Linked DNA regions of Homo sapiens: region 2 is linked to region 1. Evidence: chromatin loops called from intact Hi-C (ENCODE). Cell type or tissue: CD14-positive monocyte. All regions are shown on one strand. Each heading gives the region's core, and the rest is flanking DNA. Links, peaks and the distances in the headings are about the cores only.

Region 1 (8,344 bases), core at 229-8,228:
ATTATTTTTCAGATGAGGAAACCGAGAGCCCAAGTTACTAATGTCACAATTGGTGGGGAAAATTCAAGTGATCCCATATCCTGATTTTCAGTTCAGCATATATTCTTTGCTCTCACTGTGTTTCAATTTAATATTTTCCTGGAAATAATATTCAGAGATATAGAAGAACTCATTGGAAAGCACTTGGAAATATGTGACAACAAAGAATTAAGAACAAAGAATTAAGGTATAGCATCTGGTTTAAAAAGATAGTCTTGCTTTGATGACTGTTGCTGCAGACCTAACATACATTGAATTATTGCTTTGTACCTGACATTGTTCTAAGCATTTTACATGCATTCATTAATTTAATCTTCACAATATCCCTAAAAGTTGATATATTATCATTCCTTTTTACAAACGCAAAACTGGAGGCACAAAGAGTTTGAGTAACTTTTCTAAGGTCATTTAGTAACAGGAAGAATCAGAATGCACAGGGCTGTGTACCTAACCACTGTGATACACTGTCTCTCTTGATTTTAAGAGCTTCAAACACAAAGGCCATTCTTTTTCTTTCACAAATATGGAAACTGAGGCACAAATGGGTTTGAATGTTTTATTTATTGTTACCCAGTCAATAAATGCAAATAGACATCCCAAACTAACTTTGCCTCATATTGAAAATTTCCCCAAATCACAAAGGTGCCATATCTTCCATTCTAATAGGATTGCCACTTCTGGTGAGACTTCCCCAGAAATTTTATTCACAGTTACATTGGTTGATCACATTGTTTCTTCTTGCCAATGTGAATTGGCAAGATGGTTGTCCATAGTTTATATCGTCTATGATTATGAAATCATTTTTCTCTATACAGAACTAAGTTACTAATATCTGCTAGGGGCCAGATATTTTCTTTTTTTTTTTTTTTTTTTTTTTTTTTTTGGTAGTTTATGCCTTTTTATAGATACACAGTATCCCATTGTGTGGATATACCATAATGTGTTTAGTCATTTTCATCCTGTTGATGGACACTTGGGTTGCTTCCAGTTTGGGGCTATTCTGAATACAGTTTCTTTCTTTTTTTTTTTTTTTTAAATTTTTTATTTTTTTTTTATTGATCATTCTTGGGTGTTTCTCGCAGAGGGGGATTTGGCAGGGTCATAGGACAATAGTGGAGGGAAGGTCAGCAGATAAACAAGTGAACAAAGGTCTCTGGTTTTCCTAGGCAGAGGACCCTGCGGCCTTCCGCAGCGTTTGTGTCCCTGGGTACTTGAGATTAGGGAGTGGTGATGACTCTTAACGAGCATGCTGCCTTCAAGCATCTGTTTAACAAAGCACATCTCGCACCCTTAATCCATTTAACCCTGAGTGGACACAGCACATGTTTCAGAGAGCACAGGGTTGGGGATAAGGTCACAGATCAACAGGATCCCAAGGCAGAAGAATTTTTCTTAGTACAGAACAAAATGAAAAGTCTCCCATGTCTACTTCCATCCACACAGACCCGGCAACCATCCGATTTCTCAATTTCTTCCCCACCCTTCCCGCCTTTCCATTCCACAAAACCGCCATTGTCATCATGGCCCATCCCCAATGAGCCGCTGGGCACACCTCCCAGACGGGGTCGTGGCCGGGCAGAGGGGCTCCCCACTTCCCAGTAGGGGCGGCCGGGCAGAAGCGCCCCTCACCTCCCGGATGGGGCGGCTGGCCGGGCGGGGGGCTGACCCCCCCCCCCACCCTCTCGGACGGGGCGGCTGGCCAGGCAGAGGGGCTCCCCACTTCCCAGTAGGGGCGGCCGGGCAGAGGCGCCCCTCACCTCCTGGATAGGGCGGCCGGCCGGGCGGGGGGCTGACCCCCCCACCTCCCTCCCGGACGGGGCGGCTGGCCGGGCAGAGGGGTCCTCACTTCCCAGTAGGGGCGGCCGGGCAGAGGCGCCCCTCACCTCCCGGACTGGGCGGCTGGCCAGGCGGGGGGCTGATCCCCCCACCTCCCTCCCGGACGGGGCTGCTGGCCGGGCGGGGGGCTGACCCCCCCACCTCCCTCCCGGATGGGGCGGAGGGGCCAGATATTTTCAACCAACGAACACTCTTCTTTTAAAAATAGAAAAGGCTAAACATGGTTCCTCATGCCCAGAATCCCAGCACTTTAGGAGACTGAGGTGGGAGGATTGCTTGAGCCCAGGAGTTAGAGACCAGCCTGGGCAACATAATGAGACCACATCTCTAAAAAAAAATACAAAAAAGAAAAATGGAAAATAGCACTAAATTAAACTCTGCATGCCTCATTTATGATGAATTTGGTCATCATTTTCATTAAAGTACTAACAATGTCTATATGGCTATTGCTACAAAGGAATTTTTTTCAAAAGGTCATTAAGGCTAGATATAACTATACTATAGTCCATAACTAAGTAGAAAATAGAAAATGGAAATTTTGGCCACGTGTATGACATATGATCTGAATTATCAATCAGGGTTGACCTAACAAGGGATTAAATTTTCAGGTGATGATCTAAGTCCTGACTGTTTCAGAAACTTCTAAAAGGAAGAATTGTAATATAATATACTTGGTGAATAATGTATAACACCATAGTGAGTGACCCTCTATTGAATTTATGGCAAGTAGAAAATGATACTTAAAAAATTGGAAGATTTGGGCTGACTTTCACAAAATTGTCCCCCTATTTGTCTCTTTCTCAGCTTTGTGTAGGCTAAAAATGAAGATTACCTCAAGATGGAAAGAGGCATAAAGGGCCTCCTGAGACTGGCGAGGTACTGAGGACTTAAGGTGCACCTTGAATTAAGTTTGACACAAATACACAGATTTTTCTGACAATATGGAGAATGAAATGGTCACTAACATGTTGGGGTGGCTATTGTACAAAAATGACTGGCATCTCCAATAAAATTTCCCCTACTGTTTTGGGAAGCAGCCTACACGGCAGGTGATTACAGTTTGGCCGGAATGTAAGTCAGCCAAAGCCTTATCTCAATAACATGTCCTGCTTGCAAAATGAAGTGTAAGAGGGCAACTCAGGAAGAATGCCTGGCTGAGCAAGTGTTCTGGGGGAAAGACTTGGACAGAGAAAGAAAGATGAGAATGATAGGAAAGAGAAATCCTAAACATTCCTTTTGGGTCTTCTAGATGCTGCATAAAATTCCAGAATCTTATATCCCATGTCCATTATACCACAAATTATGTAGGGAATCTTATGTATGAATCTAAACATGTAAGGCAATGCCACATTTTTGCTTAGAGGATTTATTGTTGAAGAGCATAAAAATGTGACTTTCTTTTCTGAGGCAGAGGTCTGTGATATACCCTAACACAAGTATTAAGCAGTTCACTACATGCAAATAAGTGGTTTCAAGTTGTCAGGAACTTTCAAGGGAAAGGTGATAAAAGAGACAGCAGTAAAAACCTTTGTAAGGAAAAGGTAGGCTAAGGCTAATTATTATTATTATCATTTGAGACAGGGTCACACTGTTGCCCAGGTTGGAGTGCAGTGGTGCAAATCTGTTTCACTGTAGCCTCGACCTCCTCAGCCTCTCAAGTGGCTGAGACCACAGGTGTGTGCCACCATGCCTGGTTAATTTCTTAAAACTTTTGGTAGAGACAGGCAACATTTTTGTTGCCCAGGCTGGTCTTGAACTGCGGGGCTCAAGCAATCCTCCCATCTTGGCCTCCCAAAATGTTGGAATTATAGGCATGAGCCACTGCACCCAGCTGTTTTTACGTTTAAAGGATGATATGTGTTAAATTATTGGTGGGGTCCTTGGGCCACAGATAAAAGTGCTACTGGATAAAAGATCTGCATTTTAGTTTTATAAAGGAAAATAAGCATTGAAATGGAAAAAGGAAACTCTGAATATGCAGCAATTTTATTTAAAATTGCATTACGTTAATTTTTTAAAAAATAAAATAGAAAAAATTTAGGTTCAACATGTCATGTTGGGATTTGGATAGCATGTATACTTTGCTGTGCATCCATTCATTAACCTGTTTATCTATCTATCTATCTATCTATCTATCTATCTATCTATCTATGTCTGCTGCCATAGGAACCATATTCCTGGGCTACTGTGAAAGCTTCTCTTTTTCTGGTCCCTACCCTCAGAGGTCACAGTGGCTTAGAACCCAAAGGACTTGGGACTTAGTCCACATTTTCAACTGCATATGGTTTAAGTAGAATTTCTAGGATTCACCTGGGAACATGAACTATGGATTTAGTGGGGAAAAAGTTTTCTAATTCCAATTGACTGACATACAAAGGCATTTTGGAACACAGTCTGTTTTTAATCTAATTGTTTCTAAAACTTTCTATGCATTTATGAAATATATGTAATATATTGTTCTCTATCAAGTATGTACATTTTTGGGGACTGCAGATGCTGTGTCCATTTAGGGCCCATGGGAGATAGTTTATTTAAAAGTACAAAGCTTGTTCTCCTCACTCTTGGCTGACTTCTGAGGAATTATATCTCAATCCTGGGACCTTTTTCTGGATCAAATGAGACTTTTTTATATTTATGGCTTTTCCAAAAGCAGATATTTCAACTACTTATAATTTAATGAAGAATTATACTACTTTTATTTTTAAAATTCCCAGAGAAAGTTCCCAAAGCTCTCTTAGTCATTAAGGTCTCCCCAGATACTCCTTGAGCTGTTACTGCTGCACAACCGTACTGGAGCCGGCACTAATTTCCCCATCGTGCATCCAGAAATCAATACCCTGCTGGCACACTGATGGTGAAGTAGCATAGGATTTATTCCCTGGCATTGGTGGCTTCAATCAATTTCCTTGTGCACTTCATATTTTTTTAGTTTTTGCAAATTTATGTCCTTGTTCCTTCCGCTCTCTTATTCATTATCTAGTTAGAACAGATTCTATAGTCATATTAAAATAACCAGCAAATAAAGAGGAAGAGGTAGAGTCAGCCTCTTAGGAGGAGTCAGACAGCCTCAAAAGTCCACATTCAGTGTCAACCATTGTTACTTTGTTTGGCATCAAAAGTGGGAACAAGGATTAAGAAACACAGATTACATCTATCATCCCATAGAACAGCATACTAAGACAGAAAATAAGTCCTTGTTCCTCATATTTTCTAAGAAGCTTTTTCCAAAGTTCTGAAACAGGAAACTAGAACCATTTCTCTGGTTACGTAAGCTCTTCTACCAGGGCAAATGAAGGATAGATGTGCCATTTTGGGTATTTAGGAAAGAAATTTTAGCTCACACTGGCAACATGCTTTCTGGACAACTATGTATGGATGGCTGTTGTCATGAGCACCATCTTCCTGGATGTAAAAGCTGCTGTTCCTCTGGTTTCCCTCCTTCAGAGTCTCCAGTAAGTCAGACTGAAAGATAACAGGGACTTGTAACTCAGTTCTTGGATGGTATATTTTTAGCTACATCATGAGTTGATTAGACTCTCTGCAATTCACAGAACCTAACCATAGAGTTGTGAAGGTATAAATTCCAAACTCCAAATAACTGTATCCGCAGATTTGGCCACAGGAATTGGGGCTGGTTTGGTGGACCCAAGGCAAATGATGGTTCATATAATTGCTAATGCTTCTGATTCAAAGAGGTTGGGAACAGATAATTTGTTTTTGTGCTTGGAGCTTGGATTATGATGCAAGACTAGAAGAAACAAGAGGAATAGAAAGATCAAAGTAGAAGCTGGGGAGGGAGGAAACTGGCAAAAACACAAGCAGGGCTATTTATGAAGATAGATGGCAAGTAAGATGGAATGAGGTCACTATTATGTAACTTTAGAACATTTTCATCACCCCAAAAAGAAACTTGATACCTATTACCAGTCATTCACCCTTCCTTACACTTCTCTCTTCACTGTCCAACCCAGTTGTTAGTAACCACTAATCAACTCTCTGTCTCTATAGATTTGACTATTATGGACATCTCATATGAATGGAATCATGCAATATTTGTTTTTTTGTTACTGACTTCTTTCACTTCACATAATGCTTTCAAGTTTTATTCAAGTTGTAAGATGTATTGGAATTTCATTCCTTTTTATGTTCTTCCTTTTCTTTTTATTATTGGCTTGCTTTTAATTAGCTTTAGCCTTTAAGTTCTTACAAATGTAACCAGCTAGGTTAGGATAGGAGGAGCTATTTCCCAACACTTCTCATGTAAACCAAATTTTAGGATTTTCTTTGTAGTAAAACAGGCTCTTTAGTGTTTACAAGATTATTCCTGAGCCGTAAAAATTCTCTTTCTGGGTTTTCCCTCCTGTATTCCTCTATTCAATCTCAGGCTGCTACAATCAGACAGACAGAAAGTGTGAAGAGACTTTTTCTTGTATCTGTAGTGGAAACATTAGCAGCAGACAGTAACTTCTTTCACCTTTTAATTTTCAAACCATGTTCTATTGTATGGATATACCATGTATTAGTTATCGATTCATTAGTTGATGGACATTTTGGTTGTTTCCAGTTTTTGGCTAATACAAATAATGCTACTATAAACATTTATGTACCAATTTTTATGTGGACATGTCTTCACTTCTCATGGGTACATACCAAGGAATGGAATGGCTGGATCATATAATAACTCCATATTTAAGAGTAAACAGTCATCTGCCAAACTATTTGCCAAAATGGTCGCATCATTTTACATTCACATCAACATATATGAGTGTTACAATTTCTCCACATTCTCGCCAATATTTGTTATTGCTGTCTTCTTGAATTTAGTCATCCTAGTTAATGTGAAGTGTTATATTGTGGTTTTGCTTTGCATTTTCCTAATTACTACTAATAATGTACTTTTCATGTCCTTATTGGCAGTTCATATATATTCTGTGGAGAAAGGTATATTTAACCCTTTGCTCATTTAAAAAATTAGTATGTCTTCATGCACACATATGTTTATTGCGGCACTATTCACAATAGCAAAGACTTGCAACCAACCCAAATGTCCATCAATGATAGACTGGATCAAGAAAATGTGGCACAGATACACCATAGAATACTATGCAGCCTTAAAAAAGAATGAGTTCATGTCCTTTGTAGGGACATGGATGAAGCTAGAACAATCATTCTCAGCAAACTATCACAAGGACAGAAAACAAACACCACGTGTTCTCACTCAGGTGGGAACTGAACAATGAGAACACTTGGACACAGGGCGGGGAACATCATACACCGGGGCCTGTCAGGAGGTGGGGGGCTGGGAGAGGGATAGCATTAGGAGAAATACCTATTGTAAATGACGAGTTGATGGGTGCAGCAAACCAACATGGCACATGTATACTTATGTAACAAACCTGCACATTGTGCACGTGTACCCTAGAACTTAAAGTATATTAAAAAAATTTTAAAAATTAGGATGTCTTTTTATCACTGAGTTGTAAGACTTTAAAAATATATTCTAGATAAAAGTCACCTTTAATAATTTACAAATATTTTCTTCTATTATTTAGGTTGTTATATTAGTGTCTTCCAGAGAAAGAAAACCAATAGGACACACACACACACACACACACAGGCATACCTCCATTTATTGTGCTTTGCTTTATTATACTGAACAGAGCTTTCATTTTTCACAAGGTGAAGTTGTGTGGCAACCCTGCCGCAAGCAATTCTATTAATGCCATTTTTCCAACAGCAATATGCTCCCTTTGTGTCTCTGTGTCACATTTTGGTAATTCTCACAATATTTAAAACTTTATTATTATTATTATTATATCTGTTATAGTAATCTATGATAAGTGATCTTTGATGATAGCATTGTAATTTTTGGGGTCTATATGAACCATACCCATAAAAGATGGCAAACTTAATCAACAAAGGTTGTGTATGTTCTGATTGCTCCACTAACCACCCATTCCCCCATCTCCCTCACTCTCCTCAGGCCTCCCTATTCCCTGAAACACAATAATATTGAAATAGCCGTACAATGGCCTCTAAGTGTTCAAGTGAAAGGAAGAGTTGCACGCCTCTCTTTTCAAATTAAAAGCTAGAAATAATTAAATTTGCTGAGAGAGGAAGGTCAAAAACAATGATAGGCTGAGAGCTAGGCCACTGTGCCAAAGAGTTAGCCAAATTGTGAATGCAAAGGAAAAGTTCTTGAAGGAAATTAAAAGTGCTGCTTCAGTGAACACATGAAAAATAATGAAAAAAAGGAGACAGCCTTAATGCTGATGTGGAGAAAGTTGTAGTTGGTCTGGATAGAAGACCAAGCCAGCCACAACATTCCCTTAAGCCAAAGCCTAATCCAGAGCAAGACCCTAACTCTCTTCAATTCTACAAAGACTGAGAGAGGTGAGGAAGCTGCAGAAGAGAAGTTGGAAGCAGTGCTTGCTTCTTGCTGTACCTGCTGTATGCTGTTTGTGTCTCA
Region 2 (8,344 bases), core at 125-8,124, 50 kb after region 1:
AAAGTCTCGGTGTAATGTGCAAATGCTTATAAGCAAGAAGGTGATTTGCCATGACCTTCATAACCCTAGTGTTTACAACAGTGCCTGTTCTAGAGTAAGCAATCAGTAGATTTTTTATTTTTTTTTTTGAGATGGAGTTTCACTCTTGTCACCCAGGCTGGAGTGCAATGGCGGGATCTTGGCTCACTGCAACCTCCACCTCCCAGGTTCAAGTGATTTTCCTGTCTCAACCTCCCAAGTAGCTGGGACGACAGGCGCCCGCCACCACACGCAGCTAATTTTTGTATTTTCAGTAGAGACGGGGTTTCACCATGTTGACCAGGCTGGTCTCGAACTCCTGACCTCAAGGGATCCACCCACCTCAGCCTCCCAAAGTGCTGGGATTATAGGCAGAGCCACTGCGCCTGGCCCCAGCAAGGTATTTTTTTGAAGTCCAATGCAAGTGGTGATTGTCCGACCAAAAAAAAAAAAAAAAGAAAAAATCTCAAATATTTCCTAGCTAGAAAATGTCACCACATCCCTCTCTCAATTTTGGAGATTTTTTATCATGCCTAGCAACAATATTGGAGAGTAAAATGTAAAAACCATTTCATTGGTTATAAAGCACTGGAAATATGATAATTAGGGCAGTCCAGATGCTCACTCTTCCTGTTGGAATTATATTGACATTATCATTTCATTTTGTTTGTTACTCATAACAGTATTCCCATCTTGGCACTTAAGCAGAAAAGCTTCACTTGTTATGGTTGTTTCACAGTTGATTCCATTATTTGACTTCCTGTTTTCACAATTTGCCAACCAATCAAATATATCTGTGGTTTTAAAACATGTGTCAACTGAACAGATATCAAGAATAAAATGCACATATACATCCCAAAAGACCTCTGTCAAAATCAGTAAGATTGCACAAGGCAGGAACCTCGGATGGCACTTTAACAGAAGAAAATTGTCAGAAATTATTTCATTCAATGTAGTATCTGAGCTTTAATAAACCATGTCTTATCTCTTTTGGCCAGTGGACAGTTTCTAATTGGTAAGGGTCCAAGGTAAGGCAAACAAATGCAAGGAAACCTGTCTGCCTGACTTTATATATCAGCAAGATAGTCCTATCGTACATCAACGAACAGGCTTCAAGTTGACAACAGGAAAAATGTGACTCAGCTTATACAAAAGGGGAAGTCCCAGCGTTGGGCTCAAACAATGGGTCTGTCATTTTACTGCTTTGCTGGTCTGTCTTACCTTTTTGAAGACATGCACGGGTTGAGGACTCATCAATCTTCTCGGTCCTAGGCAGGGTCAGTAAATTTAGTATCCAGGGAGAGGCATTATTCCAGGTCATGAGCAGAGCAGAGGAAACAATGGGGAACTTGTGGTCAGGCTGGTAAAGTGATACCTTAAATTCCAGGAATACTTGATTTGGGAATGGAAACAGGATAGGCCCAGCAGCAAAACAAGAGCAGCACAAAATCCTCCTTAGAATGATCAGTCTAGTGAATGAATTAAACAAAGAAAGCAGACTGTGAGGGATATGTTTATTTTCTCCTATACTCACATATCTGCAGTTCCTTCTGCAGAAGATGTTACTGCAGAAGCAGTAACAACTAACTCATTGATGCAAAAACATTTTATGATATGACACTAAACACTGTGTATATGTGATTTACACGTTATGTGTTAATTTGAGTTTTAGAGGGATCTTTAAGTCATATAGGGCTGAGGAAAACATGTACTTCTTTGGCAACTGAGCTACATCTTACATAAAATAACACCACCAACACCGTATGGGCAGACCTCACTGTGGAGTCAAAGGCAGAAATAGTATGTTCTCCAAATGAGTCACTCCCAGAGGTCCTGTGGTCTTTAAAAACCTGACCACTATTATTCTCTGTGCTTATAGGTTGTTCTTAGTTGCTGCCTTGAGGCTTCCCCTCACTTCACTGTTTCCACTTCTTCTTTATTGACTTTTGTGAAGTCACCATTCTCTTCCTCTTTCATGGTAAAGTGATGGTAAATGTGGGTGATTAGGATGTTCAGTGAAGCACAGACTTATTAACAGGAACCAGGAGGAATGGCTAATGTTGCTAGGGTTTAAAAGTTTTACATAAAAGACAATCACAGTAGTAAAATAGTCATCAGTAAGAACATGACTTTTCTTGTTTCATTGAAAAAATGTTTAGTACTTTTGACTGAATTATTTCTAGAGTATGACAAATCTGTTTTATTGTTTTCCTATAACTTGGGGTCATTTTGTTCTGGCCTGTGGTATGCAATGCCCCAGAATATTTTATATATATTTTTTTTATTTTTATTTTTATTTTTTTTTGAGATGGAGTCTTCCTCTGTTGCCCAGGCTGGAATGCAGTGGTGTGATCTCAGCTCACTGCAACCTCTACCTCCTGGGTTCAAGCAATTCTCCTGCCTCAGCCTCCTGAGTAGCTGGGATTACAGTGCATGCCACCATGCCCGGCTAATTTTTGTATTTTTTTTAGTAGAGACGGGGTTTCACCATGTTGGTCAGGCTGGTCTCGAACTCCTGACTTTATGATCCGCCCACCTCGGCCTCCCAAAGTGCTGGGATTACAGGTGTGAGCCACTGCGCCCGGCTGCCCCAGAATATTATTAAGGATAGGTTTTTACTTCTAGTATAACCATATCTTCCTTATCTTTGTATGCTTAATACACAGTCAGTGCCTGAAACCTGTCAATCGCTTAATAAGCGTTTTTAATTGAATGAGTACATTTTCAAATATATCTTGATTAGTTACACTTTCTTTGAAAGAGCCCCCCAAAATAGATATAATTTTATAAAACTAGTACAGGGCTGAAACTGAACAACAAAACTGGAATTCCCTCTCCTGGGCCTCTCCAGAAAATATAGCTGAGATTGATCCTTTTGGTCACCACAGAAATAAAGAATGAATAAAAAGAGCCAGCAAAAAGAAGTCTTTAAAGACAACAAAGAGACTCTGTAGAGTTTTATGACAGGTTTAGATAATTAAAACTCATCACAAGGAAGGACATTTAGGAAACAGGAAGGGCTGACTTCATTCTACCCACAAGATTTCCAGAATCTTTCTTGATTCAGATGAGAGTGGAGGTCCCTCTTCTCCCCATTCCCACCCCACTCTTGAGTGCTGTGCTGCTTCTCCTTTCTCTGTTCCTGTTCTCAGTCTCCCATGTCACACAATAGTAACAAAATGACTAAAGTCTTACTCACTGAATATATTATGTGAGCCAAAAACAAGTGTTCTGGCAGCTTGGTGAACTTACCAAATCTCCTGAGTCTCAAGGTAGCACTGGCTTAAAGTCCTTGATGGAGCTTGAAGAAGAAAGTGTAATACATCTGTTCTCAAAATTCACTTGACTAACTCCATCACCTCCTTCAAGTCTGGGCAAATCTCACCTTCTCAATAAAGCCCGCTCTGACTGTCCTCTTTAATGCCGCAAACTACCCCTTCCCCAACACTACCTTCTGGCATTCCTGATCTTTCTTATTCTACTGTTTTTCTTTTCAGTGATGTTTATCATCTTCAAACATACTAGCATATCTACTTATGATGATTTTCTATTCCTGCCTCCCACTTGAATGTAAGCTTCACAAAGGCAGAGATCATAGTTTGTTTTTTAATATATCATAAGCCCCAAGAACAGTGTTTGGCCCATAGTAGGTGCTCAATAAAGATTGGTAGGATAAAATAATGAGTATTAATTAGCTATTGCTATGACACATGACTGAAGGAATTTATATATATTAAAGAGAAAAAGTACAAATAATGCCCTGTAATACAGTATGATGAGTGCTAAACTATCAATATAAAACAAGAGCAATGGAATGAATAATTCCACAGAACAGTTCTCTGTTCTAGTAAGGTAGCCAAAAGTGGATCATAAGAGAGGGATGATGGATGTGGAGGTATCAAGAAGAGATTTCAAGTGGACTCTCAGCTTATTTTTCCTCATAGGAATGGAGTCTTCTTGTTAGGAAGATGAGATTTCCTATCTTCTGTATCACAACTTGAGTCAGCAAATGGAGTGGGAAGAATAAATTGGTAAACTGGAACTCACCTATTGAGTCTCTTGGCTTTCAGTTCCCTTTTTAGCCATAGTATAGGCCTCCTTCCCTTTCCCATATCATTTACTGCAGGTATTGGGTCTTACAAAACCTATTATCTTCCCAGCCTGCTCAGTGAGGTTCTGAGTCAATCTAATCTCCTTGTGTTAGCTTTTAATATACTTCATATTTCCTTCTATCATTGTAGAAGAACATTGTGGTTTGCATTTTCTTGATGTTGGTTTACTCCTGCTTATCTGTACCTTGACTTACATTTTCTGGAAGAGAAGCAGATGGCGGATGACTCATTGGTACAATCATTTTGACTTTCTTTGCTGCCTGTGATAATTTGAGATTCCTGGTCTAGATTTTTTTTTCCACTTCTGCTTCAGATGAGTCATATGACTTCAGGTGGTGGATTAGAATCGATGCTTTATCTGCCCAGTTTTGAGTATCTTATTTTAAGTCGTAAGAGTGTTAAAAGCTATGCTGCTGAGCAAATCCTTCCCAGTGAGAAGAATAAGGAGAAGTTCTGTTTTTGTAATATCGTACTTCTATTGATTGGCAAAAGAGTATTGTATTTATCATTACCCTCAGTATTTAAAAACCATCCAAAGCCTTCTTGGGTGAAGACTCTAAATATATCTCAGGCATATACTCTGTTTATTGTGTTCTGTGTGGCCTGGGAAAGTCATAAACAAATGAATTACATCTGTTTGTGAGGCATTTACTGATTTCTTAAGACAGAGGCTGGGAAACACAAAGGGAAAGTACCTGACCTTCCGACTATAATATGCTCGTAAGTTCCTCTGGGTCACATTTATTTTTGCATACCTGAGACAGAGCTACACAGACAGTAGATATCAAATAGGTATTGTGAAATAGTGAAAAAAAGAATTCATAGATTGACCTGATTTATTATGTGAGGAACAGCATGAAACCTGGAAATCCAGTTTCCATGTCTGTAGAAAGGAAAAATTATACTAGTCAACTATAGGCTAATAAAAAACACTGTAAAATAAATTAAGCAGCTGAGATCTGTGTGTTCAGGAAACTGCGCAACCATTACACTTCTCCAATTTTCTAGGAAGGGGCAATTGCCTTAGGAGTGCATTGAGTAAGTTCCATTTACAAAGTATAATTGTAGGGGCCCCGAGTCTCTTGAACGCCTTGCACAACACTACCTTCTCTCCTAGCTGGCCAGAAGTCCCTATCAATAGCACTGGTCTTCAAGATCAGGTAATAAGTATCCTTGTACTTTTTCACACACACTAATTGAAGAGAGAGTGTTGAAGGTTTTCTCAAACCTTCTCCAAAGGGACTTTGTTACTTCAGTTAGCACATGGTTACACACTAAGGCAAAATTTCCAAAGTTTTGTTCTGTGGATTCCTATACTCCAACCTCAGTTGTCATTGTTTAATCACTATACCCTGCTTAATTTTTATTCATAATGTTTATTATTACCTGAAATCATGTATGAATTTAGTCTTTACTTTCTGCCGTCGTTACTGAGAGCTTAAACTCCAAGAGCTCATGGATTTATCACCAGCACAGAAATTAGTATTTGGCATACTAGGCGCTCTATAAATATTTGAATAAATGAAAAGGCTTTATGATGTGATGATGTGAAAAAAGACTTTTTTTTTTTTTTGAGACTTAGTCTTGCTCTGGTCACCCAGGCTGGAGTGCAATGGTGTGAACTAGGCTCACTGTAACCTCTGGCTCCCGGGTTCAAGTGATTCTCCTGCCTCAGCCTCCCGAGTAGCTGGGACTACAGGCGCCTGCCACCATGCCTGGCTAATTTTTGTATTTTTAATAGAGATGGGGTTTCACTTTGTTGGCCAGGCTGTTCTCAAACTCCTGACCTCAGATGATCCGCCTGCCTCGGCCTCCCAAAGTGCTGGGATTACAGGCGTAAGTCACCATGCCGTGCTGTGAAAAAAAGACTTCTATGGTAAAGTTCATTTTGAAAATGGAGTAAATAAAGATAAGTTTATCTACTGCAGGACTCATTGGGCATTTTAATAAACTATATGTGTTTTATGAATCTCAGGATGGGGATAAAATATTCTGTGTTCCCTCAACTTCTTTGATCACAGAACTTTTTTGCTTTTGGCCTAATGTTATGAGATAAGTACATTTCAGTGAAGGAAAAAAAATGGGCAAATCTTAGAAAGTCTTACTCCTGTAGCAGTGAGGCATATTGGCATGCTGTAGGGATTTTTCAGTCAGAGTCCCTAGAGGATGAGTTCAGGAAAGCTGGCCTTGGGTAATGAAGATATGAGGCTATGGGAGACTTGGAAGAAGAATGGTGAAAGAGGAGAGGATCTGCAAAGACAGAATTTGAGTATCTCATTATGCTCTCTTTCAAAGTGCTGGAAAGATGTTACCAAACGGCAGATGCAGCTTGGAAAGAAGAATTCCTGACCATGTTTCAAAATTATTATTTTTTAAGTAAACTTTTTACACATAAAGGTGTATAAAACATAGTACAGAGACCAATGATTTTTCACAAAGTAAACCCACTCACAAAACCAGCAATTTAAAAAAATTACCAAAGCCCAGAAGCTAACTTTTATGAATTTTATCTTTGGCAATTGTCGATTTTCTATATTTTACATTTGTTTTCAATTTAAAAAGTCTTATCTGGGGTTTTTTCAATTTTTTTTCTATTTTTCAAGGTAAACACTTAGAATCATGGCTTTTTAGTCCTTTTCTTCTTCTTTTAAATTTCCAACTTTTATTTTAAGTTCAGAGGTACATATGCAGAACATGCAGCTTGTTACATAGGTGAATGTGGTGGTTTGCTGCACAGATTATCTGCTCACCCAGATATTAAACCCAGAAACCATCAGCTATTCATCCTGACCTTCTTCCTCTTCCTAACCCCTACCCTCCAACAGGCCCCAGTGTCTGTGGTTCCCCACCATGTGTCCATGTTCTCATCATTTAGTGAGAACATGCAGTATTTGATTTTCTTTCTTAGTTTGCTAAGGATAACGGCCTCCAGCTCCATCCATGTCCTCGCAAAGGACATTATCTTGCTTCTTTTTATGGCTACATAGTATTCCATGGTGTATGTGTACCATGTTTTCCTTATCCAGTCTATCATTGATGGACATATAATAGGTTGATCCCACGTCTTTGCTATTGTGAACAGTGCTGCAATGAACATACAGTATGCATGTGTCTTTATAGTAGACTGATCTATATTCCTTTGGGTATATACTCAGCAAAAGGATTGCTGGGTCAAATGGTATTTCTGCCTCTAGGTCTTTGAGAAATCCTCATACTGTCTTCCACAATGGTTGAACTGATTTATACTCCCACCAACAGTGTAAAAATCATTTCTTTTTCTCTACAACTTTGCCAGCATCTATTGTTTTTGGACTTTCTAATAATAGCCATTGAGTGGTGTGAGATGGTATCTCATTGTAGTTTCAATTTGTATTTCTCTAGTGATCAGTGGTGTTGAGCTTTTTTTCATATGTGTGTTGGTCACATGTACATCTTAATTTCATAAGTGTCTGTTCGTATCCTTTGTCCACTTTTAAATGGCATTGTTTGCTTTTTTCTTGTAAATTTGAGTTCCTTACAGATGCTGGATATTAGATCTTTGTCAGATGCATAGTTTGCAAAAATTTTCCCCCATTTTGTAGGTTGTCTGTTTACTCTGTTGATAGTTTCTTTTGCTGTGCAGAAGCTCTTTAGTTTAATTAGATCTTGTTTGCCAATTTTTGTTTTTGTTGAAATTGCTTTTGGCACCTTCATCATGAAATCTTTGCCCAAACCTGCTTCCGGAAGGGTATTGCCTGAGTTTTTTTCTAGGTTATTTTTATAGTTTTGTATTTTATATTTAAGTCTTTTATTCATCTTTGCTTGATTTATGTATATGGTGTAAGGAAGGGGTCCAGTTTTAATTTTCTGCCTATACCTAGCCAATTATGCCAGCACCATTTATTGAATAGAAAGTTCTTTCCCTATTGCTGGATTTTGTCAGGTTTGTCAAAGGTTAGATATCAGATGGTGGTAGGTATGCAGTCTTATTTCTGGGTTATTTATTCTGTTCCATTGGTCTATGCATCTGTTCTTGTACCACTACCATGCTCTTTTGGTTACTGTAGCCCTGTAGTGTAGTTTGAAGTTGGGTAGCGTGATGCCTCCAGCTTTGTTCTTTTTGCTTACGATTGCCTTGACTATTCAGGTCCTTTTTTGGTTCCATAAATTTTATTTTTTTCTACTTCTGTGAAAAAAGTCAATGGTAGTTTGATGGGAATAGCATTGAATCTATA

Evidence for each region. Peaks named below come from ENCODE experiments on the same cell type or tissue, not always from the same donor. Only the 100,000 strongest peaks of a DNase experiment are listed, where the experiment ranks them.
Region 2: a loop joins it to region 1, with 3 times the contacts of the local background. A loop is called at or near these places in 3 of 110 quality-filtered maps.

The regions. Positions count from the first base shown.
Region 1 is chr4:105,103,984-105,112,327 of GRCh38, reverse strand. It overlaps the pseudogene LOC100288146. Among named protein-coding and RNA genes, the nearest start is that of TET2, 39 kb to the left of the region's middle. In CD14-positive monocyte, for the core only: no CTCF peak of the experiment used is centred there; a DNase peak (open chromatin) is centred at 5,117; H3K4me3 peaks cover 837 bases; H3K27ac peaks cover 1,752 bases.
Region 2 is chr4:105,054,370-105,062,713 of GRCh38, reverse strand. No RefSeq gene overlaps it. Among named protein-coding and RNA genes, the nearest start is that of TET2, 88 kb to the left of the region's middle. RefSeq lists enhancers at 1,662-1,761, 3,237-3,306, 3,327-3,426. In CD14-positive monocyte, for the core only: no CTCF peak of the experiment used is centred there; DNase peaks (open chromatin) are centred at 1,183, 1,863, 3,153, 5,143 and 4 weaker places; H3K4me3 peaks cover 4,331 bases; H3K27ac peaks cover 6,456 bases.